Regions from separate parts of the Homo sapiens genome. Here region 2 is linked to region 1. A link is a loop called in an ENCODE intact Hi-C map of the cell type or tissue named here. Cell type or tissue: pancreas. All regions are shown on one strand. Region 1 overlaps MCC (MCC regulator of Wnt signaling pathway). Region 2 has its middle 9.3 kb from the start of YTHDC2.

Region 1 (5,000 bases):
CCAGTGGGCAACTTGAGAGATTCAAGTGTGCAGTTTGACCTCTGACTTTGGGTCTTAAACAATGGCATGCTTCTGTGGTTGCATTACTTCTCCCCTGAGTCTTCCCTTTGGTTGGGCTATCCACATGCTCAGTGGCCTGCTAGCACTTGGGAGGGGCTGCAAGCATAGTGTATTTACTGACGTTGTACACATGCTCACTTCAGGCGTTCTTCCGTTACCAGTAGTGTTCCTAGAAGGTCATATATGAGTTAAGCTCCACCATTTTGCCTTAGTGCACATGGTTGAGCCCACTTGCCCCAACTCCTGAGATCTTATCGGGAAGCTGCTGATCTGCAGTTTCAGGTTTTTTCTGTCTATTGGGAGACTGCCTTTCCCTGGTACTTGCTGTGACCAATTATTATTTTAAAGAGACAGTTTTAACAACTGCCTGACCATCACCTGATGGTCACCGGACATTCCTGGTAGGTGGGGGGCCCTCTTCTGCCCTGCTCATGCCTGACTACCTACTGTAACAAAACTATTGTTTAAAATTTTAGGCACTGGTTGGGTGTCAATTGTTTTGTATTTTTAAATTGGTAATCATAATTGTTACCTTTCAGAAGCTGAGAGTGTACATTTTCCCTATATATTTGCTTTCTATTATCTAAAATGGATTCCAAATAAGTAATTATGAAGTGTGATCAGATAATGGCTAACATTTGTTGATCAGTTTACCATATGCCAGGGATTGTCTTAAATGCTGTACATATTTTAACTTTAATTCTCACAACAACCTCATGAAAGTACACTTTATTATCCCTATTTTAAACATTAAGAAACTGAGGCTAAATAACTTGCTTGATGTCACATAGCTGGTTATGGTGTCTTTAAACCTGATACTAAGCAGCATGACTACAAAACCCCAGTTCTTAACCACTATTCTATGCAAATGAGCAATGTCTATGAAATTAAGCTGAAAGAGAGAAAATGTCCTCTTCTAAAAATGGGAAAAATGTTGTGGCAATTCATAGGCTATTGGTAGGACCAAAGATAATATATGTGAAATGCTTAGTACAGTATCTGGTCCTTAGTGTGGTGGACTTTGAATAGCTGTTAGCTGTCAGAATTGTTACCAACCTTAAGGTAAATTTTAGGTGTTCCAGATGCTTTGGCTTGTCTCATTCTCACAGGAGTCTTGGCCTGCTGGGAAGGTTGCATAGTGCCTTTGGTAAATAAGCTCTGTAATTGTAGGCCTTGAAGCCAAACCTGGGTGGCACTTTGAAGATGGGATTAAAGTACTAACTTGTAGCTGCCAAGTACCCAGCAGGGCAAATGTCTCAGTGTCCGGCAGGTTTTTCTGTTCTAGCATTCTCTCTGAGAGCAGGATTTTCCCAGTGGTATGTTTTACAAATATGTCAAATTGCCACTTGTTTCCTGTGCTATTTAGATAAGTGAAAGAAACATTTAGAATTTGTGGTCTGCTACCTTCAAACACTAAATATTCCAGTTAAAAATTATATATATATATATTTTAAAACTTGATATATATATTTATATAAAATATATAATATTATCTATTAGAATATATATTTTGCTGGCATATTATATATAAATGCATATATAAATGCTATATATATCTCCTAGTACTTTGGGAGGTCGAGGCACGAGGATCACCTGAAGCCAGGAGTTCAAGACCAACTGGGACAACATAGTGAGACCCAGTCTCTATAAAAAACTTAGCCAGGCTACTCGAGAGGCTGAGGCAGGAGGATCACTCCTGGACTCGAGCTCAGGAGTTGGATGCTACAGTGAGCTATGATTGTACCACTGCATTCTAGCCTGGGTGACAGAACAAGACCCTGTCTCTAAAAAAAAAAAAAAAATACACCTTGCCTGTCACTTCAAAGGACCCAATAGTTGTTGTAGTGGCAGATATGATGGCCTCCTTTGCTTCTGTTTGTGCAGAGACCACCTCTGGGCACAGGGAGTGCTTTGGATGTCTACTTACAGGGATGCCAGATGCCATGCAGCTTCCTTACTGGCCTGGAGAGAAACTGCTTAGTGGCTGTTATGAACTGAATGCTTGTGTCCCGGTGCCCAAATTTGTATGTGGAAACCCTAACCCCCAGTGTGATGGCATTTGGAGATGGGGCCTTTGGAAGGTAATTAAAGTTAGATGAGATCGTGGGGTGGAGCCTTATGATGGGATTAGGGCCCTTATAAGTAGAGACACTGCAGAGCTTGACCTTGCCCTCTCTTCTTACCATGTGAGGACACAGCAAGAGGTAGCTGCTTACAAGCCAGGAATACAGCCCTCGCCAGAACCCCACCAGAACCCTACCATGCTGGCACCCCATTTTGGACTTCTAGCCTCCAGAACTGCAAGAAAATATGTTTCTGTTGCATCAGCCACATAAGTTTTGGTATTTTGTTATGACAGCCCAAGCAGACTAATATAGTGGTTATCTCTTCATTGAGGAGCCTTTAAGCAAAACCAGCATAAGAAGAGAGTGCTGGTATGAGTGAGCCCTGCCTACCTATTAGTACTCTGTTTGACTCTTTGTTTTAGCTCTTTAGGAGATGACCTATGAAATGCACAATAGGGGTGAGATGAAATTACAGTTTTAAAAGGTAATAGAAATAATGTTGAAAGAAGGCAAATTCCCAAACCCAAGAGTATCCTCTAGCTTTGGTAAAAGGTCCTTGTTGGTGCCCTTTGAGGTTGGCATGTCTTGCACTTCCTTTGACCAACCCACCTGATCTTTCTCTGGATGCTTTAACTAAGGTGAGGTTGGTCAGCATTTATTTTTATAGTTCTTTTTTGATTGTCAAAATACAGGCAAAATGCGAATTAGGATTTTTTTCTTATGCCACTATTTTTTAACATAGTATTTCCTTCTTCAGTCATTAATATAAAAGCTGGAATATATGCATCTGCATACACATATCTATATCATATATATGTGTATACATACATATATACATGTACAGAGATTTCTCAATAAGAATATTGAGACAGAAAAAAAGACTATCTTTTTTTCTAAATATTTTTCTACGTAAGAACAAAGTGCTATTGCCACATTCTTGCATTAACAGGCCAAGAATAAGGTCTTAATAAGGCCATTAATTCTGGATGTTGAATAATAATAATAATAATAATAATACAGGGTATATGGTTGATCATAGTACAATAAAAAGTCTAAAAGAAAAAGGGGCCGGGCACGGTGGCTCATGCCTGTAATCCCAGCATTTGGGAGGCCGAGGCGGGCAGATCACCTGAGGTCAGGAGTTCAAGACCAGCCTGGTCAACATGGTGAAACCCCGTCTCTCCTAAAAATACAAAAATTAGCTGGGTGTGGTGGTGCATGCCTGTAATCCCAGGTACTCCGGAGGCTGAAACAGGACAATCGCTTGATCCCAGGAGGTGGAGATTGCAGTGAGCCGAGATCGTGCCACTGCACTCCAGCCTGTCCGACAGAGCAAGACTCTGTCTCAGAAAAAAAAAAAGAAAAAGGAAAAGAATCCCTCAGATGTTATCATATTTGAGATAATATAAAAATCCAATCAATATTAAACTCTGTTCTTGTAATTCACCAGATGTTTCCAGTTTTGCCCCTTCTGGACACTTAGTAAGATTACGTGACTGGGATCCCTTCAGGGTAGGGTTGGGCTATATGACTATATCTGGCCAGTGGGTTATGAGCCATGTGAGTCACTTGTGCAACAGAGCATTCAATTGCCAGTGTCAGACCCTCTAGAATACTCTCTGTCTGCTAGACAGTGACAGATAGTGCTGAGTGATTACAATGAGCAGAGGCCTTGCTGACCCTTGGATGGCAGTGTGCAGAGAAATAAGTCTTTTATGTTTAAGCCACTGAGATTTGGTGGGGAGGGAAGGGGTCTTTTCATTACTGCAGCATAATCTAGCTTGTCCTAATCAATAGAATTATATTGGCAAATTGCTGATATTGACTCTCAGTGGACAATGGAACAGTGGTAAGCTTTTGAAGAAATTAGTTCCTAGAAGTGACCTTTGTCAGTTGTCTTCATACCATTCCTGAAAAGAAAAATGATTAAAGAATTCTCCATTGTCCACTCTAGCTATTGTAGAAAACAGTCCTGTGCATGTGGCTATGTCAGTTGATAGGTATCTATCTTCATACGGTCAGCTAAAAATAAAAATATCACAACATGTCTAAAGTGCCTCATGCACTTTGCTAACTGACCAGTATAGACTGGTATAGGGAGCCTAACCATGTGTAGACTGATCAATGTTTAGAATCCTACGGGTGACCCTCTAGACCAGATTGAATATTTAAGGAGGCTTTCACAGGTTATCAATTCTATATTGGTTTAAATGTTTACGTATATCTGTGGGACCACTTATGTTTGCTTATTAGTAGGCAATTTATGTGTGTAAGCCTGCTAACAAAAAGGGAACTGACATTTAAGTAGTATTGAGAGACCATAAAGAGAGAGGTTTAAATGTATAATCTTTATTTTTTTCATAAACAAATAAAATGACATAAAATGACAGTGATAAACACTGTCATCCTTCTCATTACCTTCTCATGACTGTTGCTAAGGACATGGCTGGGACTCAAATGCAGAAAGCCCAAAGCCAAAGCTAGTGCTCATGAACCCCCAGACCCTCCTGTGTCTGGCCTGAGAGTGGAGAGAGTGCTAGGAGTGCTCCTAACAATGGCCTTGTCATTTGTTCGAGAACTCAGTAAGTCTGAGACCTGAGCCCAGCAAAGAATGTGAGGAGCAGCATTTCCAGCACAAAAACAGCACGTGAAAGGCCTCTGCCTTGAAAGCACCCATCATGTCAGAAGATACAGAAGGTCAGCCTGGCTGGAACCTCGTGAGCCAGGAGACATTGACACAGTGGTGTCCATGTCAAGGAGAAGAAAGCAGAGCCATAACCCTGTGGGGAACAGGCATATGAAAAGCCATGTTACAAGAGGGCTCATGAGACCATTGACCTAACGTGCAGATGTCAGACAAAACCCAAATCATAT
Region 2 (5,000 bases), 150 kb before region 1:
CTCATGCCTGTAATCCCAGCTACTCGCGAGGCTGAGGCAGGAGAATCACTTGAACTCGGGCGGTGGAGGTTGCAGTGAGCCGAGATCGTGCCACTACATTCCAGCCTGGGTAGCAAAGCAAGACTCTGTCTCAAAAAAAAAAAAAAAAAAAAGAGGATAATGAATCTCCATGTACCCATCATCTAGCCTCAACAGTCTGCCATCCTTGACCCAGGTGTACCTCCACATGCTTCCCACCCTTACTCAATTATTATCATTTTAAAGTAAAATGTATATACATTGAAATGCACAATTGTTAGCTATACAATTCAGAACTGGATACCCTGTGTAGCCCACACTCCTATTGTCTCCTTTTGGGTATACTTAAAATATATATAAGTCAGTAGATAATGAAATAACTTACAACTTTTCAGCTGTTCTCATTTTCAAATCACGAGGCATTCTTGGGGGTGTTCCTCACTTGAGAAATTCTTCCCTTGTGCCTCCCCTCATCCCATCTCAGCACTGGAAGATCAAGCCACATTTGTCTCTGACACTGTTTGCCTCTGCACATTGACTCCAGATGTCTACCTGACTTCTTAGATTTGAGAATCCAAATGAGATTTCCAATAGTTTATTCACTGGCTCCACCCATCTAAGATAAAAACCCTGCTCCAATCCCCTCCCAGAACTCAGCAGCCTAACTCACTCTGACTGCTTTGCCTGGTAGAGGAGATAAATGAAGCAGGTTAGCCTTCTTGGTCCACCAGGAGAACACCCTGGAAATAAGAAAGAGAATGGGAGGTACAGAAATAAAATGGATTCCTTCCCAATCACCCCAAGTATACTGAATAGAAGGTGAATGAAATAGAGAGAAATAAGGGCAAGTCATTCCTGATCAAAAGTAAGGAAAGAAAAATAAAGCTTCTGAGCTAAGAGTGTCAAGGTGATTGTTCTTGCTATAAGTATCTTTCCCCTAGAGCAGTGCGTGTTAGACAGATACACAACCAGATATACACTGTTTTTATTGTGTCCAGAAAAAATACATGCATAAATGAAAAGGTTTTATGAAACAATATGTGACACTGCAAGTCCTGTGAGGATAACATTCCAAGAGCCCCAGTGGATGCCTAAGACTGAGGATAGTATTGAACCCATATACATTTTGCTTTTTCTATAAATACATACCTATGATAAAGTTTAATTTATAAATCAGACACAGTAAAAGATTAACAGCAATAACTAGTAATAAAATAAAACAACAATAACAGTATACTATTCACAATTTCATGAATAGAAGATTCATTTTTACTGTAGATCTTTGCAACCTCAGCATATGATTTTTGTTTTCATTCCCTAAATTGAGAACTTTTACCTTTTCACTTAAACGAAGCACTTTACCGCTTCACTTTGGCATATCCAAATTGCCAGCATCCCTATTCTTGCACTTTGGGGCCATTATTAAATAAAATAAGGATTGCTTGAACACAAGCACTGTGATACCATGACAGTCGATCTGATAACCTAGACGGCTAAGTGACTAATGGGTGAGTAGTGTATACAATGTGGATACCCTGACAAAGGGAGGATTCACTTCTCAGGCAGGACAGAGCAGGGCAGTGCAAGATTTCATCATCAGAACTGTGCACAATTTAAAACTTACGAATTGTTTATTTCTGTAATTTTCCATTTAAGATTTGTGGACCATGGCTGACCATGGAAAGCAAAACTGCAGATAAGGAAGGAGTATTGTACTAAGTTAAATATATGCAGATATTTTCTGTTTCTCTAGTTCATGTTTTATTTTTCTTCTCTAGTTCATGTTTTTAAAGGCCTGGCTACCACTTACTAAAATAATTTTGCAACTCACTGATGGGTTGCAAACTGCAGTCTGAAAACCACTGCCCTAAAGATTTGGCATAAGATGCTGGAAAGGAGCTCTTTTCTCTGGAGTTCTTGGCCTCACTGTTTCCTTCATTAGAAACCCGTTTGATCCTTCACAAAGTATGGTTGCTCAGTTTAAATCCAAGATACCTATGTTCATTACAAGAGATGATATTTAGCTAGGGATTATGTAAAGTCAACCAACATATAACACCTGACAGGCATAAGACTCCTCTTTATAGCCAGCCCCACCTACTAGAGCTAGGGTAGAGGTGGCTGGAAAGCCTATCATCATGTGAGGTACTGAGAGAGTGATGATGATGCATGTCCCCGCACACACTCAGCCTGCTTCATGTAGTCCCTATTGTGTTTGCCACATCCTTTAGTTCCAAGAAGAAATGCAAGCACATTAAAAATAAGAGGTGCTGTGTACGCAAAGAAAATACCAGGCCCCCTCTCCAGAGATTTGAATCTAAACCCTGTATGGCTAACTTCCTATATCTGAACCCAGAAAGAGAAATAGAAAACATTTAAAAAGGAGGATCTGATGTTATCTGATATCCAGCAATAAATGTCTTAAAAATATCATGATGTACAGCCTTATCCAGTTTTATAATACTAAAAATTATAATGGCTATGTTTCACTGGGCTCTTCCCAGTGGTCCAGTGTGCTTTGCATTATTTCCTGGAATTTAGTAATACCTCTATGAAATAAGTGATACTACTACCCCCATTTTACAAGTGGAAGAGGGAAACAATGAGTATCAGTTGGGGCCCTAAGACCTACAGCAGTGATGGAGATTGTTATTTTTCCCAATAAACTTCCTCTTCTAAGAGTGCCCCTGAGGCCAGGAGCAGTGGCTCACACCTGTAATCTCAGCACTTTGAGAGGCTGAAGTGGAAGGGTCACTTGAGCCCAGGAGTTCGAGACCAATCTGGGCAACATAGCAAGACCCTGTCTCTATTTAAAAAGAAAAGAAAAAAATGAAAATAAAAGAGTGCCCCAGAAAGAGAGGCCCACTGGAATCACAGAGGAGCTGCTTCCCAGACATACACAAAGAAGTGGATTCAAATAGCTCAAGATGAACTGTGATGAACATTAAGGTGCACCACCAAGTTCTCCCTTCAAGAATGGACTTTTTGGGGTAGGTAGAGCATGATGGCTGATTAGAAGCCTTTAGCAATTGTCACCTCCACAGAAACATCAAATTGAACAACTACCTACACAAAAAAAGTAACTTCATAAGAACCAAAAATCAGATGAGTAATTGCAGTAACTGATTTTAACATCATATTAAGGAAACATGCACTGTTAAGAGGAAAAGAAAGACAGTCTTGAATCCCTTACACCACCCCTCCCTCATTGCATGGCAGCAGCTATTTGGTGTGGAGAGAGAATCTGTGTATTTGGAGAAGGGAGAGTGCAGTGATAGTGGGACTTTCTTTCGGAACTCAGTGCTGCCTTGTCACGGGAATGCCTATTTTTTGTGGAAACATGGGGCAGAACTCAGCTAGCATACTTGGAGGGAGCATTTAGATCAACCCTAGCCAGGGGGAATCACCCCTTCCGGCAGTTGGAACCTGAGTTCCAGCTAGCCCCATCACTGCAGGCTAAAGCTCTGGGGCCCTAAATAAATTTGAAAGGCAACATAAGCCACAAGGATGGCAATTCCTGGGCAGATCTTGGTGCTGACCTGGGCTCACAGCCAGTGGACTTGGGTTATACATGACCTAGTGAGACAGTTGGGATGACCAAGGGAGTGCTTGCATCACCCCTCCCCAACCTTAGGAGGCACAGCTCACAGCTTCAAGAGAGACTCCTTCTTGGGGAGAGGAGAGGGAACAGTAAAGAAGACCTTGTCTTGCAACCTCAACACTAGCTCAGCCACAGTAGGGTAGAGCACCAGGCAGAGTTGTGAGGCCCCCTAGCTCCTGGATGACATTTCTAGATATACCCTGGGACAGAAGGGACCTGCTGCCTTGAAGGGAAGTTACCAGTCCTGGCAGGATTCAACACCGGCTGACTAAATCAGCAGTAGTGGCCAGGTTGTACTTGCCATGGGCCTTAGGTGAGACTCAGAACCATGCTGGCTTCAGGTGTGACCCAGCACCTTCCCAGCTGTGGTAGCTAAAGGAGAGACTCCTTTTGTCTGAGGAAAGGAATGGGAATAATAAGAGGACCTTGTCATATAGCTTGGGTACCAGCTCAGCCATAGTGGCATACAGCAAGCAGATACCCAGGGTCCCTGATTCCAAGTCTTGACTCTTGGACAGGATTTTTTGGATGTGCCCTGGGCCAGAGGGAAGCCACTTCCCTGAAGGGAGACACCTAGGCCTGGCAGCATTTATCACAAGCTAACTCAAGAGCCCTTGGGCCGTGAATGAAAACTTGTGGTAGCCAGGCAGTACTCCTTATGGGCCTGGGTGGTGGTGGCCATGGGGAGAGACTCCTCTGCTTGAGGAAAGGGGAGGGAAGAGTAGGAAGGACTTTGTCTTATGACCTGGGTGCCAGCTCAGCTACAGTAGAATAGAGCACCAGGTAGATTCCTAAGGTTCCTGGTTCCAGGCCCTGGTTCACAGATGGCATCTCTGGACCCACCTGGGGCTGAGTGGAACTTGCTGCACTGAAGGACACAAGCCTAGCTGTATTTGCCGCCTACTGACTGTAGAGCCCTTGGGCCTTGAGTGAACATGTGTGGTAGCCAGGCAATGGTCCCTGCGGGCCTTGGGTGAGACCCTGTGCTGTGGGTCTGACCCAGTGCAGTCCCAGTGGTTGTGGCCGCAGTGGTGCTTGTGTCACCTCTCCCTCAGCTCCAGACAGCTCAGCACAGAGACAGACTCTTATTTGTTTGGGGGAAATTAAAGGAAGAAAACAAGACTCTCTGCCTGGTAATCCAAGAATTCTCCTGGATCTTACCCAAGACCACCAAGGCAGTACCTCTGTGAGTCTGCTGTGAGTCTGCAAGAGTCACAGTGCTACTGAGCACTGGGGTGCATCCTAATGCAAATATGGCTGCAGTGACGAAAGACTTAGATAACAACACCAAAATCCCTTTGAATACTTGGAAAGCCTTCCCAAGAACAGGTATAAACCAGCCCAGACTCTGAAGACTACAATAAATGCCTAACTCTTCATT

Evidence for each region. Peaks named below come from ENCODE experiments on the same cell type or tissue, not always from the same donor. Only the 100,000 strongest peaks of a DNase experiment are listed, where the experiment ranks them.
Region 2: a loop joins it to region 1, with 2.9 times the contacts of the local background. A loop is called at or near these places in 5 of 110 quality-filtered maps.

Annotation. Positions count from the first base shown.
Region 1 is chr5:113,352,926-113,357,925 of GRCh38, reverse strand. The region is part of intron 2 of MCC (MCC regulator of Wnt signaling pathway); the gene reads left to right. Among named protein-coding and RNA genes, the nearest start is that of TSSK1B, 80 kb to the left of the region's middle. In pancreas, no CTCF peak of the experiment used is centred here; no DNase peak of the experiment used is centred here.
Region 2 is chr5:113,501,936-113,506,935 of GRCh38, reverse strand. No RefSeq gene overlaps it. Among named protein-coding and RNA genes, the nearest start is that of YTHDC2, 9.3 kb to the left of the region's middle. In pancreas, no CTCF peak of the experiment used is centred here; no DNase peak of the experiment used is centred here.